2 separate regions of the Homo sapiens genome follow, and region 1 is linked to region 2. Evidence: chromatin loops called from intact Hi-C (ENCODE). Cell type or tissue: stomach. All regions are shown on one strand. Links, peaks and the distances in the headings refer to the core of each region. The heading gives the core; the rest is flanking DNA.

Evidence for each region. Peaks named below come from ENCODE experiments on the same cell type or tissue, not always from the same donor. Only the 100,000 strongest peaks of a DNase experiment are listed, where the experiment ranks them.
Region 1: a loop joins it to region 2, with 7 times the contacts of the local background. A loop is called at or near these places in 93 of 110 quality-filtered maps.

Annotation. Positions count from the first base shown.
Region 1 is chr13:31,739,982-31,745,365 of GRCh38, forward strand. All of the region lies in intron 1 of RXFP2 (relaxin family peptide receptor 2), which reads left to right. Among named protein-coding and RNA genes, the nearest start is that of RXFP2, 3.1 kb to the left of the region's middle. In stomach, for the core only: a CTCF peak has its summit at 2,319 (motif pointing left); a DNase peak (open chromatin) is centred at 2,310.
Region 2 is chr13:31,421,559-31,426,942 of GRCh38, forward strand. The region is part of intron 1 of LOC105370150 (a long non-coding RNA gene); the gene reads left to right. Among named protein-coding and RNA genes, the nearest start is that of B3GLCT, 220 kb to the left of the region's middle. RefSeq lists a silencer at 2,652-2,771. In stomach, for the core only: a CTCF peak has its summit at 2,769 (motif pointing left); a DNase peak (open chromatin) is centred at 2,743; H3K27ac peaks cover 335 bases.

The DNA of each region.
Region 1 (5,384 bases), core at 314-5,313, 320 kb after region 2:
ACATAGAAAACATTTTTGGCATTTGTTCTGAAAAGTGTGACAAATTAATAAACTAAAATTGTGTTTTGTGGAATTTCAACCTGTTGAAATATGCCCATAAAATTCAAGTAATTATTAGTAACTATCTTGCGTGAACATAATTAAACTGGGAACTCCAAAGCCACAGGCAGATCTAAAAAACAGTATCTGTCTCTAAGAGTAAACCTCTCTAAAATAAAGTTATTAAAAGTCTATACAAGTGCATTTACTTAGATAATTTTCTTTTGTTTTTAATTTGTGGAAATTTTTATTTCAGTCAAACTCTTAAGTTTCAAGTCAGTACCATTTTCATTGTAAAGCTCACCAAAAAATAAAACCTAAATCTTCACTTGTTTTTAAATAAAAAGATACGTTGTCAGCCTATACATTCATAAACAACCTATTAACCACACCCAAGATTTGCTGGGGTTTATTATTATTCAAAAATGTTTCTATTTTAATTTGTATTTTTTCTTAAAGAATTTTGATAAACCTCTGAGAATAAAGGTTAAAATTTGAAATTATTTTTATTTTCTGAGAAATTCGTTTTAGGTTTTTTAAATATTCAGTTTTATTAGGTGAATTCCAAGTGAATATTTTAAATCTTGAAATAAAATGCAATACTTATGAGGAATTATTTTAAAACTTCTAACAAACAAAAGATTTTTAAAAGGCTTAAAATATCTAAATTTTATTTTGAATTTAAAATAATACTAAAACTTTACTACAAATATTTAAAATCTATATCTCCATGCACCTAGCATGACTTTTATTTTATATTTTAATATCTCTTACATGAAAAGCTAAGGATTAACTAAGAAGAAACAATATATGAACTCACCTTGCATGCAGTACAGTTGCAACAAGCAGTCTATTTCTATATTTAAGGTCCTACTTCAGAAGTTCATGTTCTATCCACATTTGAATATTCAATTTTATACAATTTTAAGAATATACAGCTACAAAGCAGGTTCTTAAGACATGTCATAGAGCTCATCTGTGCCCTTAAAAAGTTCTTTAATGTACGGGACTATAACCACAGTTTAACCAATTTTACTATACTTTTGCTTTTATACATAATGCATTTAATTGATTTTGCTTAAACCGTTTATGAGATGAAAAACATCTATTACTAAAATAACATTTTGTGATTTACCATAATGTAAAGTCACCCTTTAAACTAAAAAAAAGTTCAATTAATAATTTTTGTTTGATTTTATTTCTAAGTAAAAGCCATATTTCAAACTCCTAGTACCAACCTAACAAATATTTATTGATTATAATCCTGGAAATTTTTATTTTCTAATTTTATATTACTTTTGACTACTAATTTAAACCTTTATGTTTAAAATGATTTCTTTTCAAAGCAAGACACATTAATCAATGCTTTGACATTTTATTCCTACTTATAAAAATAATAGAATTTGCTCTATAATTAGTAAAACTCTTTTCTTTTTCACAACAAAATTGTGGACAATTAAAACGGTAAGGCTTTTCATAGTAACCAAAGAAAGCTCATTTAGAGTTGCCTAAGAGTAAAGGTTGTCTTTTTAATTTAAATAATATTTGTGATAGACTCTTAGGCCAGATCTAAACAAAACATAAAATTAGAAATTATGTGATCGTCTTTTCTTCTCTGACCATCATCACTCTGGAGTGCCTAAGGAATGAGTGATTGCCTTAAGCTACAGGCACTAACAGACAACTATGCATAATGTATCTTATTATTATTACGTGTGTTTTATCATTAATTTATTCACTGTGTATCTCTGTTAACCAGCTTCAAACTACTTTTTAAAAAACATTTCTTAATGGACAAATTAGGAACCATATTACATATCAAAAACATGGGCTTATGTAGGAAATTAAAAGCATGAAGTATTGAGACTGCTACTTGGTAACTACCAATTGTGTTTTGTGGAATTTCAACCTGTTGAAATATGTCCATAAAATTCATGTAATTGTTAGTAACTATCTTGCGTTAACGTAATTAGACTGGGAACTCCAAAGCCACAGGCAGATCTAAAAACAGTATCTGTCTCTAAGAGTAAACATCTCTAAAATAAAGTTATTAAACATAACTTTAAACTTTTAAAAAACATTTCTTAATGGACAAATTAGGAACCATATTACAAATCAAAAACATGGGCTTATGTAAGAAAGTAAAAGCATGAAGCATTGAGGCTGCTACTTGGCAACTACCAATTGCTACTTAAATAATTTGCTTAACCTCCAAAATAGGTTAACCAAAACCGGGCCCGAACAGTATTTTGAGGGGAGCAGTGTTTGACTGCCCCCTAGTGGCCAGACTCAAGGCATGCCTGGCATGGTCCTTTCTTACGGATGTCAGTTTCACTTGGCCACTCTGACTTGAGAAAAGGTTTTCCATCTGAATTTTAATTTCACAACTTTATATTCATGCTGTGGATAGTTGTGAAAATCAATTATGTTTCAGGCCAGTCATCCCGAAGACTGACCTGCTTGCGGGCTGAATGAAGCCCACTGTGAGGGAGGAGGAAAAAGATTGGGAACATGGGAGTTAAAACCTTTAGAGATGTGTTATCTCTGAAGACGCCAGCTAAATACATCTCACAACAGATGCTTACTCGTGTGTTCATCTTACTGTGAATAAATATGACCAGATGTAATCAAAGAGTTTTAAGGCCTCTCACTTGAAGTGACAAAATTGCCTGCCATGTGAATTTTAGAGGCAAAATTGGGATGCTGCTTTCTAATAGGTTGGTATCGAAAAATGGCACATTTTTATTCTGGAATATAGTAAACCAAATAAAATTCAATTAGCAAAGAATGATTTTGTATAAATAGTTATGCAACAAAAAATGCAACTAATTTTTAGCAGTACATATCTATTTAAGAGCCCAGAATGGCTTGGTTTATTTATTTGGTAAACATATAACAACATTCTTTGGGTAAAATGAGTGTGCTTGTTTCACATGTGAAGTAGTAGTGGCATTAGAGGCCTAATTATCTAAAAACAAAAAATAAACCTCTCATATGCTTTACTCACCCGTACTTCCAGGTTTTTGCATGTATTTTAAAAAATTAAGTTTGCAGTGAAGGTCAATGTTGTTATCAGAAAAGTGCTCCGAAGCGAAAATAAAACAGCTGATTCAACAGTCATGTGATAAACAGACTTTTGAGTGTTTTAAGATGTAAAAAGAATTGAGATTGAGGCCATACGCAGTGGCTCACACCTGTAATCCTAGCACTTTGGGAGGCAAGCAGATCACTGAAGTCAGGAATTCAAGACCAGCCTGGAAAACATGGTGAAATCCCATCTCTATTAAAAATACAAAAATCAGGCAGGCATGGTGGTGCACACCTGTGGTCCCAGCTACTCGGGAGGCTGAGGCAAGAAGATTGCTTGAACCTGAGAGGCGGAGGTTGCAGTGAGCCGAGACTGCGCCACTGTACTCCAGCCTGGGCGACAGAGCGAGACTCTGTCTCAAAATTAAAAAAAAAAAAATTAAAGAATTGCGATTGAAAATTTAACTTTATTACAAAGTAAAAAGCCTTTACAACATGTTCAATGTGATTGATAAAGTTCTAGTCCTCCTTTCCCATCCTCCCCCTTCCCACTGTTCTGACTCGGGCCCCCTTGCTCCTGTTCAAGCCTCTCGCCTCTCCTTCCCATCTTTATTTATTCTCCCCTCCTCCCTGCCTCTGCAGGCATCTGTCTCAGATGCTCTCCCGGCCTGTCTTTTCTCCATTTTCATGTCTCGCCCTCCTACCCCCATCCCTATCTTCTTGCTGTCCTCACCTCTGAAATCTCCCTTCTGCTCACCTTGGGCCTGCTCTTCAGCTCTCTTGCTCTCTGAGTTCCCATATCCTCCAACTCTGCCTTTGTCCTGGCTACATCCCATTCTCGGTAACTCTCACACCTGCTCCATCCTGATTGGTCACATCTGGCTTTTCATTTCCACCTTGGAATACATCTATCCCTAGATTCGCCCCCTTAAGTATTCCTGTCTCTAATCACCTCCTGTCTTTGCCGAGCTCCCTCCCCAGGGGCTTCCTGGATCTTCTTTGTCTCCCTTTTTTGGCCTTTGCCTTCTTTCTATTATTTGTCTCTATCCCACAGTCTCCTGGCCCGACCAGTGGTCACCATGTCTGTTGCTTGCTAGAATACATGCCCAAATACCACCAAATGAATATTGTATCTCTGTATTACTTCAATACTGGTGTGCTCTCTTTTTCTAGGTCCAATGATTTGTCTACAATTCTAAAATCCAGAAAGCTCAGAAAACTGAGTTGATCACCTTTGCCTACAAAATCTGGTCAGAATTGGCCAGGAGCTATTTAGATTCTTTATGCACTTATTGTAAAATTTCATACACTGTGCTATAGAAAAATGTTCATGTGTTTGCTTAGGGAACTTTGCCCCAGGTCAGTAGGAAACTATATAGTTCATAGCATGTGCATTAACTTTCTAAAATTCTAAAAAATGTTATAAATTCTGCAACATATCTCTCCAAAGGGTTTCTGCTATGATGGTACAGATCTCCATTAGCCATGCCCCTCTACAGATCACCAACTGTTCTGTGCCATATTATTCTCGAGTGGCATAATGGCTATTTTATTTGCCCAAGGAAATTCAGTGTTAATAGAATGTGTCTGATGAAGGAAAGATAATTTTAACTAATTCTCCTTTTCTCTGATTCCAGTTTATTTTCTATTCAATTGCTAGGTTTGTTTTTGTTTTTTTTTTCAGTGACTATATTTTTTATTTGGATCATTCCAACTGCGTTTAAAGCTGTCTGTTTGGGGTTTTATAAACTTTCATTCTTATTTCATGATATATTCCTTCCATTAGTTCTTTGAGAATTTTAATCACGCAGAGTTTAAAATAGTCTTTAAAGCTCTATCAGCTGGGCGTGGTGACTCACACCTGTAATACCAGCACTTTGGGAGGCTGAGGTGGGCAGATCGCCTGAGGTCAGAAGTTTGAGACAAGCCTGGCCAACATGGTGAAACCCTGTCTCTACTAAAAATACAAAAAATTAGCCAGACGTGGTGGTGCGTGCCTGTAGTCCCAGCTACTTGGGAGGCTAAGGCAGAAGAATCGCTTGAACCCAGGAGGTGGAAGTTGCAGTGAGCCAAGATTGTGCCACCATACTCCAGCCTGGGTGACAGAGTCAGACTCCATCTAAAAAAAAAAAAAGCTCTATCATCTCTTTCCCAGGTATGAATTCCCCCTTTTTGCGGAGCCCTGGACATTTTCATAAAGTTGGAAGAATGTTTCTCCTGCACACAGCTCCTCAAAGTAGTCTCAGAAGTACTTCCACATAGCCCAGGGAGTGTTCAGGTCTGAACTGTCGCATCTCAGAGGTTTTGCCTGTGGGTGA
Region 2 (5,384 bases), core at 93-5,092:
ACCATCAAAGACAGACAGCATCATGGGGATGGAAATAGGCATAACCAATATTTAATCAATATTTAAACCAATATTTAATCACCACAGTTTAACACAAAGGATAAACAAAAGTGTCTGACAGGAATGGAGGGTGGGAGGGTTGTAGGAGAGAGCATGAGTTGAACTCTGAGAGATGGCAAAGGTGATGTATTTATTAATGGTAAAGGTGAAATTACTACCCCGATTCCAGGAAATGAGTCAAGGTTTGGAAGAAGAGGTGGGAGTTTTATGATGTCTTGCAGCAGAGGGAAAGAGCTTAGTGAATTGTGATGGGGGACATGAGAAGTGTTCCAGACAAGTGTTCATGAAGTGGATCTGTCAGCAACAGGCAGCTCCATCCAGCACAAGCTGGCCTGGTGGAAAAGTTATAACTTAAACATTGCTCAACACTTGGTGTGTCAGAACATATTGTACCCCTTGTTTGAGAAGATCAGTTTCATTCACCCCCTTCTTGGCATTTCAGGAAGCCACATGGATTTCTCCCTAGCATCCCACTCTTTTCCAGAATCCCATTTCCTCACTCTTCAGCAACATTGGACTGTTGCACAAATCTACACACCTTTTCAGTGCTTTCCCCGTACATGCTCTTGTGGGTGTTATTCCTCTCTGGAAAGTTCCTACGCTTTGATCCTTTCTAAGACTTATTAAATGTCAACTCCTTTACAAGGATTCTCCTGATCCTTTTACTTGAATGTTTTTTCTTCCTCCTCTGGACACCTGTAGCATTTTAAACTTATGATGAAGTTCAACCTGTTTCATTATATATTAGGATTAACTTTCTCTAATCTGTCCCCACTTCCAATAGACTAACTTCATGAAGACATGGATTTTTATTTTCACTTTCTTTATATCCTCACCTGTACCAAGCACAACCCTTGCACAGAATGTGCATCATAAATACCACTTAGGTGAAGCGGAATCATTTGCTGAATGATGTTGAATGGATGCTGTAAAAATGGCTCCCTTCCTGTGGGTACTTCCTTGCTGAAAGTGAGATCAGAGTTCCATACGGCATGGCGCTCTGGGGGCTGAACTAGAAGCGCAGGGGGTGTGGACTGGTGCTAAAGTGTCAGGGTACGGCGTTAAGGGCATTCACAAGCTACGATCCCAGGGTGAAGCCAGAGTTGAGAATGAAACAGATAGTCCAAAGGAAATGTCAACTGAAGAGGCAGCAACCGACAGTTCAACAAGGCACAGTAAGCGGGTTGGGCTGAGGAATGGCTAGGAGGTATGGTTGATGGGTCTCCTCAGAGAGGCCAGGGTTAAAAGATTGGAACCTGGTTGATGAAGAACTATTAAGTGGAGTAAGCTCTTTAAGACACTTTGCTCCTTTACTGTTTCATCCAGAGATGTTTCAAACCATTGTTTGCCATTGTCTTAGTTCAGCTATCATCAACATAGCTTGATAAAAATTCTTACTAGTTAGTCTGGTAGGTCATTTTAACCACCTAGTCGGAGTTCATTTTTCTTAACCTTTCCTTGAACAGGAAGCCTTCAAAGTGTTCATCCAGTGCTGCGTTGTTATCTGTAACCTGCTACAATCTTGAAAATGAGGTGAGGTGAATGGATTTCTCTAACTCTGGTCCAACCGAGTGGCTGGGACAAACCACAGATGACTTGTCACCTCAGTGACAGCCAGTGGAACTTAGCCAGCCTCCTAGAATTTGAGGACCAAGTTGTGTCTCTTTGAACTTTGATTTTCTTCTGGGTTCTAGATCTATTGGTAATGGTGAGATGTGGTGAAAAGAGTTCTAAAACTAGTCTAAGTCCCACTTTTTTCACTGAAAAACTTTGTGGCTTAAGGGTAGATACCTTGCTTTTATTTTTTATTTTATTTTATTTTATTTATTATTATTATTATTATTATTATTATTATTATTATTATTATTATTTTGAGATGGAGTCTTCACTCTGTCGCCCAGGCTGGAGTACAGTCGTGTGACCTCGGCTCACTGCAACCTCTGCCTCCTGGGTTCAAGCGATTCTCCTGTCTCGGCCTCCTTAATAGTTCAGATTACAGGTGTCTGCCATCACACCTGGCTAATTTCTGTGTGTTTAGTAGAGATGGGGTTTTGCCATGTTGGCCAGACTGGTCTTGAACTCCTGACCTCAGGTGATCCACCCAGCTCAGCCTCCCAGTGTTGGGATTACAGGAGTAAATCACCTCGCCTGGCCACCTTGCTTTTACAATGGGATAATAATCCCAAGTAGCCCTATTTGTAAAATCTTGAAGGTCGTGACCTGGACACAATAGGTTCTTGAGACTGTTTTCTTCAGTTAGTTTAGTGAATTACTATTCCTTGAGCACTTGTATGCAAGGGGCTCAACAGGACAGTCCCTCTAAGTACCTACCCTCTATGCTTTGGCTTGCTTGTCCCATGGACCAATTTGCCTTGAGGAATCCACAGTTCTAGCAAAGCCTCTGCAGTCTAGAAAAAATATTGAAAGTGAAATCATTGATATCTATCTCATTACTTTATATATTTCTGTAAAATGAAGATGATTAAAAAAAAAACTACCTTGACAAAGCTGTGTCAAAGATGAAATGTGACTTGGAAGGGATTTGTGGACTGTGAAAGCCTTGAGAAATGTAAATGATCATTTTTGCCATTTGTTGTCATTTGTTCTGCAGTCGCAGGAGTGCCTCTTCCTGCTGCCCTGGTCTGAGCAAGACCAGAAAAGGAGCTGGGAAGGGCTGGTGGCTTTTCATGCCATGCCTGCCCTCTAGTGGCTGTGATCCACAGCCGCTTACCGAACGGGTGGCCCAGAGAGGAACAGAGAAGTCCGTCAAGTTGGGAGAGAAATGTTCAGCGGGGCAATCAACATTGTCCTCAGCCTTCTTCTATGTGGGAGACAGTGCCCACACCCCTTTACCTGTCTACAGTGCCTGATGTAGTGGAGGCACAAAGCTTTGGAGGTCAATAGGCCTGACCCTGTCATTTACCACTGTCCTGAGGCAATTTACCTAATCTCCTGTAGGCATAATGGGAACAATTGAAAGTTGTTGTGAAGATTAAATAAGCTAATTTATGTAAAATAGTCCTCCCAGTATCTGGCACATTTTAAGCATTTTTAAAAAGGCTTTTCATTCCCTTCAAACTTTATTTATATTTTGGGGTTCATATTGGCAGGCTACTTGGGGCTGGGAGTATATGTTTAATCCTTATTTAGATCATCTTAGATGTGTTTCCAAGAAGCAGAATGTTCCCTCTCTAACCCTTTCAAAGGGAAAACAGCTGCCCTGGAACTGATAAGTTCTACAATTACAGGGTTTGATAAATCTGCTCATCTAACTCTGTTCTCATTTTTCTTTTCTGATATGTGGGTCTACTTGCTGCTTTAACTGGGCACTGCATCCTGCCCAGCAGGGTTTTTCAGTGGAGCATCTCTCTCATGAGCCGCTGAGGTCAAGAACTGTCTTATCATCTAGCATATGCCCAGGTCAGGTCTTCAGGAGCTGAGTGTGAGCAGCTTTCACGGGACAGCCATTTCCTCCACTTTCCCTCTGCCCTCCATCCAACACCAAAGGGCTGAGGCAAATCAGGTCACTCTCTGTGCTTTGCTGGGAAGGGGCATCTTCAAGGCAGGAGACATCATTTGCTGTTTCCAAGGTGGATATTTTCATATTCTCAGAAATTTTCAGGCATTTGAAGGGATGGGTCTTTAAATCACACAGATGTAACACATTGAATGACTTCAGGCCTGATGTGTGGGAGAAACATCAAGGGGCCTGGTGTGACAGGAGAACAGGGAGCAGGGGAAGATCTGGGGTTGAAGAGGGAATCAGGCCTTGGAAAGACGCTGCCTTTTTCTCAGAGTGAGATGAGCAGCAGGGTCTGAGTGGAAGAGGGAGTGGAAGGTTTAGTAAGATCATCTGGTTTCTCTGTTAAGATGAGGCTGTAAGGAGCAGGTGTAGACGCAGGGAGAACAGGTAGGAATTCTTGCAGCTCTCCAAGCAGATGCCCATGGCATGGGCAGGTTCAGAAGTGGTGAGGGGATGAGCTCCTGGTTATCACATGACAACAAGGCCTGAAGATTTGCCAATAGATTGTCTCTGGAGTGTGAGAGAAGGAGGGGAGGTGAGGATGAGTCCAAGCATGTTGGCCTGAGCAACTAGAGGGATGAAGCTGCCATTATGAAGACAAGAAGACTGTGGGAGGAGCTGGGGAAGATATTCAGGAGTTGGCTTTTGGACATGTCAACTTTGAGATGCCTAGTAGACATCCATGAGGAGGGCAGTTCGATGTTTGGTTACACAGCCTGCAGGTCAGGAGAAAAGTTCAGACCCAATGTAAGAGTCTTCAGCATAGAGATACTTAAAGCCAAGACATTCAATGAGATCACCAAGGTGTGAGTATTGATAGAGAAGAGGTCCAAGCAGTAAGCTCTGAGGCACTCCAATGCTGAGAGGTCATGGTGGTGAAGAAGAGTCATGGAAGAATACTACAGAGGAATAGGCAATAAGCCAGGAGTCAAACTAGGGAGCCGAGGAAAGAACATACCACGGAAACAGGCAGTAATCAACTGTGTCAGACGGTGTTGATGGGGCAAGTAAGATGAGGACATAGAACTATTTCATTTAGCAACATAAAGGTCATTATTGAGTTTGATTAAGAACTTTTGATATAGTGCCCCATATCCAGATTATAAAACCAATATTATAGCTTGTTAATTTGTTTACATTTCTTTCTATCACACTGATAAGTTAATTTCTTAGACACAGGCAATATGATGTCTCACGCATTTCTGTGTCCTGGCATGCTCAATGAATATTTGTGAAATGAATGTGTAAATACACAAAAGGGAGTATCTTAGATATTGGCCTAGGATGCCTGTGTGGGGCTGCAATCACCCCAGGACTACTGAGCCAGAAACAGACCTCTACTAAAGATTGTGCTTGAATCACCCAGGGATATAGGTGACCATTTGTCCTATTCTTAATGACAGTATCATTCCATAAGTCTCATTTTTTGCATATCATCATCATCCTCATCCTCATCCTCATCATCATCATCATCATCATCATACAATAACCAGATTCTAGCAATTCTTCCCTCATGGTTCATTTTAGAGTAATTCTTCTGCCTTTACTTACCAACTTCTTATACACCCCAACATTATAAACTCTCTAATACCATTTGCTATTGCTCAAGACTAATTGTCTTCATGCACAAACTTTCAAAGACCTATATATTATACTTATTATTCTTTTTGTGGCTTTAAAGGGTGCCTATCATTTAATCATTGAACTGGAGATATTTATTGAGTGAGGTGTGTGCCAGCTAGATGTTACTCTTTGGAGATACATGGTGAGCAAGTTAGACACAGTGACTGCCCTCAGGGAG